Regions from separate parts of the Homo sapiens genome. Here region 2 is linked to region 1. Evidence: read pairs that join two places in POLR2A ChIA-PET (ENCODE). Cell type or tissue: A673. All regions are shown on one strand. Links, peaks and the distances in the headings refer to the core of each region. The heading gives the core; the rest is flanking DNA. Region 1 overlaps LOC105369309 (a long non-coding RNA gene). Region 2 has its middle 40 kb from the start of TNKS1BP1.

Region 1 (5,373 bases), core at 108-5,107:
TTTCAGGAATCTCTATCACACTCTGTAAGGCAGCTTCCAAAGCTTCCTTCTCCTGGAACCAGATCTGGGTCTGTGCATGACTGAGGTGTCAGGCAGGACAGCCTCACTCTAGGACACTTCTGATGGCAACAGTTAGCCACGTTTCAGCATCCAAAAAAAGAGAATTCACCGGACTTCCCAGCAATTTTAGGAAAGGAAGGCAAGAGATTTCGAGACACTAGGTAAATTTTTGACATTCCATTAGATAGATAGGTGGATAGGTAGAGAGAGAGAGAGTATGAATACAGATTGAGAGTTTTCATGCCACAAGTTTCATGTCAATTAAAAATAATCCAGTGGGACTCAGGAGCACGGCATGGTGAAACTTGCACGGATTTTACAATTAGGCAAACCCAGCTCTGAATCCTGGCATGGCCGTGTACTGATCACATGACCTTGAGCAAATTGCCTAACATTTCCTGAGCTTCAGTTACTTCTGCAAAAATGAGATGATAATACTTCCTTTTACAAAGTTATTCAAAGGATTTGGGATTGTTTATGTAAAACACCTAACAGTGTGCTGAGAGTGGCAGATGTCCACCAACCAGATACATCCCCAGGCTGAACGGAGGCCAAGAAGCACTTCACCCATTCCATCCTTATCTCTCAAAGTCCAGGGCAGTTCCAAATAAAAGGCAGATATTTTCACCAACCAAAGCAGCTGCTCTGGCTTTCCCGGAACAGGCCTCTGCCTCAGAGCCCTTCATTGACCACCCATGTTTCCATGGTTGAACGTTTACAGGAGAACATTCAGCCTCCCCTTGTGGTTCATGGAGCCCTTAAATCCCCCTCCAGCCTCACCTCCTGTCATTCCCCTCTCCCACTCACACACCTCCAGCCAGACACTCAGTGCACCATTCACCAGACACAGTATTCCGTGGCTTTGATCACACAGTTCCCATTTCCTGAAGTGTCCTCCTAGCCCTCCACCTAAAGAACTCCCTGTCATCATTAGGAGCCCAACCTAAATCCATCAAGCGGAATTAACCGCTACCTTCTCTGTGATCCCATCACACTTTACAATGAATGGAGAAGAGGAGGGGTGGGGGCAAGGTGCACAACTTGCTAAGTGCCCACTATGCGCCACTAGCAACTCCACAGACTCTAACCACCACATGAGTTAAGCCTTATTATCCCCACTTTGCAGATAGGAAAACTAGTTCACAGAGCCCAGCGTATGATCCTGAGGTCAAAAGGCTCCAAGGCCCCTTTCCCCTACTTACTATACTCCATGGACACATGGACATGGTCCTGTCTGTCTCCCACACTAGACTGAGTTTTCTGTAAACAGAGTTCATATTTTCATCATCTCTGAAACCTCACGGCCCCCTCGGCTCAGGCTCAAGCCCAGTCCCTGACACCTAGCAAGCCCCACTAACATTCAGCATGCATAGGGAGCTGCTGGGTCATCTGTCTATTTATTATAGAGACTGGATGGAAAGAATTCTGGATCACTGAGGAAGAGCATTTCCAGGTTGAATGTCTCAGCTTTCTTCATGGACACCAGTTCGCTGGTGGGAGGCTTTAACCTTGACAACCATCCACTTTCGGGGGCTTGAAGAAAGATTTCCTGTATATATTTTAACTGCATTCATTTTAAAGGGAACTCTAAATTTTTAATACAAAAAGCCCAAGTGTACTGTGATCTCTGAGCTGGCTATCACACTTCGTAAAGATAGGCCATGGGACCAGGAAGGACCGCAGCTCAGCCAGGACTGCGCAACTTGGGGCAGCTTTCCCAAATTCTAGGAACCAAGGTCCAAGGAAACCAACAACCTTGTGGCCAACCTTTGCACATCTGTGGCACACAAGGTTTTTTTAAGCAGACTCACTATGTTTGAGGATCTTCCCACAATCTGAGCACCACTTTCCAAGTTAGAAGCTAGAATTCACTTTCCCAGATTCCTTTGCCACTAATGCTAGCATTGACCTGGGCTCCACCATTCACCAAGTGTGAAAATTCACTTTGAAAGAAAACCACCTGAGGATCCAGGAGCTGCATGAAGCCGATTTTCTGTCTAAGGAGGGAAAGTAGCAGAGAATCTTCAAAGTCTCAGAGACAGCTGCAGTGAGAGTTCTGGAGATCCAGTCCCAGACAGAACTTCACGGTGCAAGCAGAGAAGTCCCTACTAGAGACAGATAATTCTCAGATGATTCCTTCCTGCAGCCCAATGCTCCAGAGATTCTGTGAGCTCCCTGAGTTCCTTTATCAAATTCATTTTCTGCATAAATAGCTGAGAGGGGTACTGTTTACATCTTGTATTGTAAAGAGGGGTATTGTTTACATCTAAGATCCCCGAAGGATGCAAACCTCATGCCTGCCAGCCTAACAAAATCAAACCTCATCGGACTGAATAGACCTCACAGCAATATCTGACTCCCCACCTAAACTGGGATCTCATGTGCCTGGAACATGCTGAGTAGAAAATAAATATGTGCTGAAATACAATGAAGAAAAGCCACAAGACTCCTTGTTCACAGGTTGAATCTTGGACTCTGAGACCCTGCACCGAAGAAGGAAAAGGACAGTTCCCATCCCATATGCTAAATAAGTCTCTGCAGTGCAGTGGGCTGTCTTTGTGACTCACAAGCTGGTTCTGAAAATCTTCTTTCGGAAGGAGTTTCCAGAAATGGTTGGAACAATGGCAGCATCACTAGAAAGAAGTCTCTCACCTCCCACAGAAGCAACTTTGAGGGACAACATATTTTTGAATTTGCAATTTTGGAGTGTTTGCTAAAACATCACTTCCATTATAGGGTGTCACAGAAAGCACTGAGTCTCAGGAGAGCAGAGTTTAGTTCCAGTTCTGCCCCCAACCTACAGTGTGTCTGAATTATTTCCTCCTTCTTTGGGCCTCAGTTTCCCTGTCTGTAAAATGAGAAGGTTGATCTTTGCTCCCCATTGCCTCTTTCAGGCTCTTTCTCCTTCAAAAAGCTGATTCCTTTGACACCTATGCCATTCAACCAGGGTGTCCAGGCACAGCTGTACAGGTTATACAAGTAGGTTGCATCCTGGCCAAGGAAGCCCACCTGAGAGGTAAGTAGAATCCAGCCCACATCCCCACAGGCGTCACCCTTGGGTGGGCCCGCTTCCACTGGAGAAAGACTACTTTTTCCTAATTTGTACAAAGGCATCATATGAGCTAGCCAAGGCCCCAATTTCAGCTATTTTATACCCTTGCCCTCCTCCTTACTGGGGTCATTCTACTCACCTCTTAATCATCCTTCCTCCTTCACTGAAGACTTTAGGTCCTGGTTACAATCATGTTCACTGCCCTCTTCCTACAATAATTCTCAAAACTTCAATATCTGTATGTGCAACTCAACGAGCCACTTGGTCTTGTTCTTTGATGTTTTCTACCCCACCAACCTTTGTCCTCACTCCACTGCAGCCACCCACTCAACAGCCACACCATAGACCATGACATGGCCAGAAATCTCTATTTCCAAATCCTTCTATTTGGCCTTCATTTCCAGTAATTCTAGCTCATTTGCTCTGGTACCCTTCATCCCCACACTTCTGGCCCCTTATCTTGACCACTAACCCATTGATCTCACCACACACCCACCCTCCAGCAGCCACTTCCTGCCTTTGTTTCCTTCCTTACATAAATTAGATTCCATTGTCCTTCTTTATAATTACTCTCACAAACAATCCCAACGCCCTGGAGCCTCTCTCCTCTGTCACAATCCCTTTGCAAAACTCCAACATGTGCTTATTACCTTCTCTGTGCCTTTGCTGCAGCATCTAAATGTTGCCAGAGAACTTCACACAACCTGGCTAAGTGATTTCACTTTAAATTCATGGACACAAATCTCAAGTGGAAAATTGGAGCTGGAAGCTTCCCTAGGAATTTTTGTTTTTTCGTTGCCCAAGATAACATTTTATCCCCCTAAAACTTTCTAGACCCCTTTCCCTACCCCATGCTCAGCAGATGATCTCATTTTACAATTCACTTAGAAATGGGAGGTTACAAAGCCAGGACTTCCTGATCTTCCCACCACCAAACTCTACCAACTTATCTGCTTCTTAATCCATCCTCTCCTACGTCCTTTCTAGTGCACTGAATAAAATGTCCTCTCTTCCTAGGAAAGGCTGACCCTCCCACATGTGCTCCTGCCTGCATCCCTTCTGTCTTTCTTGAAGGCTTTTCTCCTCCAGTCATCTCTTCTCCACAAAAGCATCAGTCTCTTCATGGCTCATTCTTGCCCTCACCCTCACTTATAGTTTTGGTCTTTCTTAGATTGTTACTAGCACACAAACATGCCCTTGTATCTTTAATTTTTTAAAGCCCTTCTCTAGCTATTGCCCATTTCTCTCCTTACCTTCCCAGCAAAACTGTTATTGTTTTGGGGTGTTTGTTTGTTTGTTTGTTTGTTTGTTTGAAACAGAAACTGGCTGTGTTTCCCAGGCTGGAGTGTAGTGACACAATCTTGGCTCACTGCAATTTCCACCTCCCAGGTCCAAGCTATTCTCCTGCCTCAGCCTCCTGAGTAGCTGGGATTACAGGTGCACACCACCACACCCACCTAATTTTTGTATTTTTAGTAGAGATGGGGTTTCACCATGTTGGCCAGGCTGGTTTCAAACTCCTGACCTCAAGTGATCTGTCTACCTTGGCCTCCCAAAGTGGCAAAACTGTTGAAAAGAGTTGTTTTCACAAGCATTCTCCAATCCTCCTATCCACTCGTCAGCTCTCTGCAGTCTGTCTTCTACTGTCTGTCTTCTACAAACACAACCTGTAGTCTATCTTCTATGAACACAATTCACTGTAACCCCTGACCCATGTCACCAAAGACCTCTGTGTCACCAAATCCAGTGGATCGTTTTCTGGTTTCCTCTTATCTGACCTCTCTGTAGGATTCTTCACAGTTCCATCTCTATGATGTTCAGATTTTTATCATCAGTCCAGACCTCTCTTCCATTACATATCAAACTGCCTTCTCAACATCCGCACTTGAATGTCTTATTAACATCTCAGGAATGATATGGTGATGTAGCCAAAACCTAAGCTATTCTTTCTCCAGCCTTCCCTATCTCACTAATTGGTATCACCCTCTTCCCAGTTGCTCAAGTCAGAAAGTTTGGATAATTCCTTCTTTCTCACCCCCTCATCCACCCACTCACTCAAACCCAGGCGATCAGAAGTCCTATTCATTCTGCATCAAAAATATAGCTCAAACCTGCCTCTCTTCTCAGTTGCTGTGGATACCACCCTAATGTGACCCACCAACATCCCTCATCTTGGCCTCTGAAGTAGCTTCCTAACCGGTCTCTCTGCTTTCCCTCCTACTCCCCTTCAACTCATTCCCTATGCAACAGCTTGAGGAACA
Region 2 (5,373 bases), core at 124-5,123, 64 kb after region 1:
GTTTAAGGTTATCTCTCTTGTTCCCTAAACATTGCTGTTATCTTGTTCTTTTTTCAAGGTGCCCAGATTTCATATTGTTTAAACACACATGCTCTACAACTTGTGCAGTTAACACAATTATCACAGGGTCCTGAGGCGACATATATCCTCCTCGGCTTACGAGATGACAGGATTAAGAGACTAAAGTAAAGACAGGCATAGGAAATCACAAGGGTATTGATTGGGGAAGTGATAAGTGTCCATGAAATCTTCACAATTTAGAGACTGCAGTAAAGACAGGCATAAGAAATTATAAAAGTATTAATTTGGGGAACTAATAAATGTCCATGAAATCTTCACAATCCACGTTCTTCTGCCAGTCCCTCCATTTGGGGTCCCTGACTTCCTGCAACAAGATCTGGTTGTTTAAGAGTCTGAGACCTCCCTCTTCTCTCTTACACTCTCACCATGTGACACACCTGCGCCCCCTTTGCCTTCCTCCATGATTGTAAGCTTCCTGAGGCCCTCACCAGGAGCAGAGCCAGTGCCATGCTTCCTGTACAGCCTGCAGAACTGTGAGCCAACTAAACCTCTTGTCTTTATAAATTACCCAGTCTCAAGGAATACTTATTCTTTGATAGCAACGCAAAAACAGACTAATACAAAAAAATTGGTACCAAGGAGTGGGGCATTGCTATAAAGATACCTGAAGATGTGGAAGTAGATTTTGAACTGGGTAACAGTTAGAGGTTAGAAGAGTTTGGAGAGTTCAGAAGAAGACAGGAAGATGAGGGAAAGTTTGAAACTTCTTAGAAACTGGTTAAAGGGTTGTGACCAGAATGCTGATAGAAATATGGACAATGAAGTCCAGGCTGATGAGGTCTCAGATAAAAATGAGCAACTTAATGGAGAATGCAGGTCAACAAAGGTCACCCATGTTACACCTTAGCAAAGAGCTTGGCTGCTTTGTGTTCAGGCCCTAGGGATCTGTGGGAGTTTGAACTTCAGAGTGATGACTTAGGGTATCTGGCAGAAGAAATTTCTAAGCAGCAAAGCATTCAAGATGTGGTATGTCTGCTTCTAATAACCTACAATCAAATACAGAGACAAAGAAATGACTTATGTTTGGAACTTGTATTTAAAAGGGAAGCAGAGCATAAAAATTTGGAAAATTTGCAGCCTGCCCATGTGGTAAAGAAAGAAAAAGCATTTTCAGAGGAGGAATACAAGCAGGCCGCAAAGCAACCACTTGCTAGAGAGATTAGTGTGACTAAAAAAGGATCCAAGTGCTAATAAGCAAGACAATGGGAAAAAGGGCCTTGAAGGCATTTTAGAAATCTTCTAGGTAGCCCCTCCCATCACAGGCCCAGAAACCTAGGAGGAAAGAACAGTTTCAGGAGCCACTCCCAGGGCACCTGCTGCCCTGCACAGCCTCAGGACACTGTTTCCTGATTCAGGCCTACTCTGGCTACGGCCTTGGCTCAAAGGGGCCCAGGTACAGCTCAATCTGCCACTCTAGAGGGCTCATGCTGTAAGCCTTAGTGGCTTCCACATAATGTTAAGCCTGTAGGTGTGCAGAATGCAAGAGTGAAGGAGGCTTGGTAGCTCCACCTATATTTCAGAGAATGCATGGAAAGGCTTAGGAGCCCAGGCAGAAGCCTCCTGCAGGGGTGGACCCCACCACAGAGATGTTCTACTAGGGCAGTGCAAAGGGAAAGTGCGGGGTTGGAGCCTCCACACGAAGTCCCCACTAGAGCACTACCCAGTGGAGCTGTAAGAAAGGGGCCACCACTCTTCAGACCCCACAATGGTACAGCCAACAGCAGCTTGCATCCTGAGCCTGGAAAAGCCTCAGGCACTCAACTCCAGTCCCTGAGAGTGGCCATGGGGGTTGTACCCTGCAAAACCACAAGGGCAGACTTTCCAAAGGCCTTAGAGTCCCACCCTTCCATAAGTGTGCTCTGGATGTGGGACATGGTATCAAAGGAGACTATTTTGGAGCTTTAAGATTTAATAACTGATCTGCTGGGTTTCAGATTTGTATGGGGCCTACTGCCCCTTTCTTCTGGCTGATTTTTCCCTTTTGGAATGAGAATATTTACCCAATGCTGGTACCACCATTGTATCTTGAAAGTAAATAACTTCTTTTGATTTTACAGGCTGATAGGTAGAAGGAGTGAGTCTCAGATAAAACTTAAAACTTTGGACTTGATGCTGGAACGAGTTAACACTTTGGAAGACTGTTGCGAAGGAATGATTGTATCTTGCAATGTGAGAAGAACATGAGATTTAGAGGGCCAGGGGCGGAATGATATGGTTTGGATGTTTGTCCCTTCCAAATCTCATGTTGAAATGTGACCTCCAATGTTGGAGATGGTGCCTGGTGGGAGGCAATTTGATTATGGGGGCGAATTCCTCATGAATGACTCAGCATTATCCCCTTGGTAATGAGTGAGTTCTCTCTCCACCAGTTCATGCGAGATCTGATTTTTTTTTTTTTTTTTTTTGAGACAGAGTCTTGCTCTGTCACCCAGACTGGAGTGCAATGGTGCAATCTCAGCTCACTGCAACCTCCGCCTACCAGATTCAAGCAATTCTCTGCCTCAGCCTCCCGAGTAGCTGGGATTACAGGTGCCCACCATCACACCCAGCTAATTTTTGTATTTTTAGTACAGACAGGATTTCACCATCTTGGCCAGGCTGGTCTTGAACTCCTGACCTCATGATCCACGCACCTCGGCCTCCCAAAGTGCTGGGATTACAGGGGTGAGCCACCATGCCCTGCCAGATCTGATTGTTTATTGTTTAAAAGAGTCTACGACTTCCCTCTTCTCTCGTTCTTGCTCTTGCTTTTGCTCTGTGATGCACCTGCTCCCCCTTTGCTTTCCTCCATGATTGTAAGCTTCCTGAGGCCCTCACCAGGAGCAGATGCCAGTGCCATACTTCCTCTGCAGCCTACAGAACCATGAGCCAATTAAACCTCTTTTCTTCATAAATTACCTAGCTTCAGGTATTTCTTTTTAGTGATGAAGGAACAGACTATATGGAAGGGAAGGATAATGCCTTTGGTAGGCACATCTCTTGAGGACTGTGTGCTTGGGACTGTGTTAAGAAATTTACTTGCACATGCCAGAAACTATCTGTCCTGCCCAAATATTCCATGTGCCCACCTCTTCAGGAGACTCTGATGGAAAGGCAACAGTCTACAGGAAAAATCACACCCTTACTAGAAGATGCCTTTTGCTTTAGAGGGAAATGGGGCAGACAATTTACAACTGGCCTAAAGTGAATAAGAGAAGCTCTGAAGACAGGACCAGAGGATGAGGCCAAGGCAGGGCTGTACATCAGCCAGTAGACTTACTGTGGAACAGCCACCCAGTGAGAAGGCTAAACTTACCCTTCCCAAGTCCAGCCACTTCTCACCCTGTGTTCCAGTTACTACTGTGACATAACAAATTACCCCACAATTTAGCATCTTAAAATAACCATTTTTATTATGCACCTTTATTCTGTGGGTCAGGAACTTGGGCAGGGCATGGGGTGAAGAAGATGACCAGAGGGATGACTTGTATCTGTTCCATAATCTGGGGCCTCAACCAGAAAGACCCGAAGGCAAGGAATGATTTGATGGCTAGGGTTGTAGTTATCTGGGGCCATTTTGCTCATATGATGGGAGACTCAAAGGCTGGGATTAACAACAGAGCACCTACATGTGGTCTCTCCCTGCAGCTTGGCTTCTTCAATGCATGATGGCCTTAGAGTACTGAGACTTCCTACTTAGTGGCCCAGTGCTCCAAGCACCAGTATTCCAGCTACTAAGGCAGAGGAATGTCAAGGAATTAAGGAATTTGGAGGCCATGTTTTAAAGCCTTCACACCCTGCCTTCCAGGAAGGAGCCAAGCTCAAGGGCATACGCAAAAGAGACTGCAGAGGATCTTCCCCTATCCGGGGACCTATTTCCTGCAGAATCCAATGGCAGAATCTCCCAGGCATAATGATAAGCAAAAGAAGACAGGTGCAAAAGAGTGCTAACTGTGTGATTCCATTTATGCAGCATTCAAGGAAAGACAAAACTAAGTTCAGAATAGCAGTTACCTGCAGGTGGGGTGCAAAGGGGCACAAGGGAGGGAGCTTTCTAGGCTTCTGGCATGTTCTTTATATTAACACATTTGTTACACAAGTGTATTCATATGTAAAAAATTAATCAACTCCTACACTTAAAAGTCATGCACTGGTGACACTATGGATTTTCTACTTCAATAAAAATTTTGTAAAGGAATTATCCTCAAGAGGAGAGGAGAGGGGGAACAAAAGAATTATCCTATCCAGTCAGAGCACCTCACTCTCCATCCCTTCCCCTAGCCAGATTTACATGCCCTAGAAAAGCAGACTCCCAGGCCTCCCCGCTCTGGCTAGTCAATGGCTTGTGGATGCAGCATTTTAGGGGAGGTGTTTCCAGCCCCTCCTCTGCCCTTCTGCCCAGACTTCCTTCTCCGTTTTAGAATCCAAAAGTGCTGGAAGGTGCCAGGACTATCATGGTTTCATTTCATACCCTTATTTTATGGAGGAGGAAAGCAGGAAGGGGAGTGGTGGAGGGACTGGAATGTGCAGCCAGGGAGGCAGGTAAGGCCCGGACTCCTCTGACGGCCAAGGCAGAACTACAGTCTTAGGGTCTTTCTCTTCCTCTCAGTGAGGCAGAGCCCTCCATTGCCTGTAAGACTGCTTAGCATGGGCTCTGTGCATCCATGTCTATCCAAATGGGAGTTTCTGGAAGGCAGGAAGGTTTCTCACTTGATAAGATTCCGGGACCCACCTAGCTGGGTGGGGATTTTCCACAGGGCCTAGGCAGAGGGATAATGCTAGCCACTCCTTGGGGCATGGCTCTGATCACAGACCCTGGGGGCTGTGGGCCTGAGAGATTTCACCCCTCCCAGAATTACCAGAAACGGGGTGGGAAGCTGAGATGCTTTTGCTTTCCAATGAAACTCCCAAGGCTCAAACCAGAAGCCAGCATCTTAAGTCCTAAAATGTGAAGCCCCAACAATCAAGCCTTTTCCTGATCTGGCTTTGCCCATCCCCCTACCACCCCCTGTCTTTTGCAGTCAGCTTCTATTATGGACTGAATGGTGTTCCCCCAAAATTCATATGTTGAAGTCCTGACCCCCCAGTGCCTCAGAATGTGACTATATTTGGAGACTGGGTCATTAAAGAGGTTAAGTTAAAATGAGTCCCTTAGAATGGTCCCTAATCCAGTCTGACTGGTGTCCTTATAAGAAGAGGAAATTTGGACACACGGACACACCAGGGATGTTCAGAGGAGGCAGGGCAAGAAGTCAGCCATCTGCAAGCCAAGGAAAGAGACCTCAGAGGAAACCAGACCTGCTGATACCTTGC

Evidence for each region. ChIA-PET counts read pairs that join two places held together with the same protein. Peaks named below come from ENCODE experiments on the same cell type or tissue, not always from the same donor. Only the 100,000 strongest peaks of a DNase experiment are listed, where the experiment ranks them.
Region 2: POLR2A ChIA-PET joins it to region 1 with 8 read pairs; 4 of 35 experiments call an interaction of 5 or more read pairs at or near these places.

What each region holds. Positions count from the first base shown.
Region 1 is chr11:57,218,790-57,224,162 of GRCh38, forward strand. The region is part of intron 2 of LOC105369309 (a long non-coding RNA gene); the gene reads right to left. Among named protein-coding and RNA genes, the nearest start is that of APLNR, 16 kb to the right of the region's middle. In A673, for the core only: no CTCF peak of the experiment used is centred there; no DNase peak of the experiment used is centred there.
Region 2 is chr11:57,282,437-57,287,809 of GRCh38, forward strand. No RefSeq gene overlaps it. Among named protein-coding and RNA genes, the nearest start is that of TNKS1BP1, 40 kb to the right of the region's middle. RefSeq lists an enhancer at 1,333-2,217. In A673, for the core only: no CTCF peak of the experiment used is centred there; a DNase peak (open chromatin) is centred at 2,415.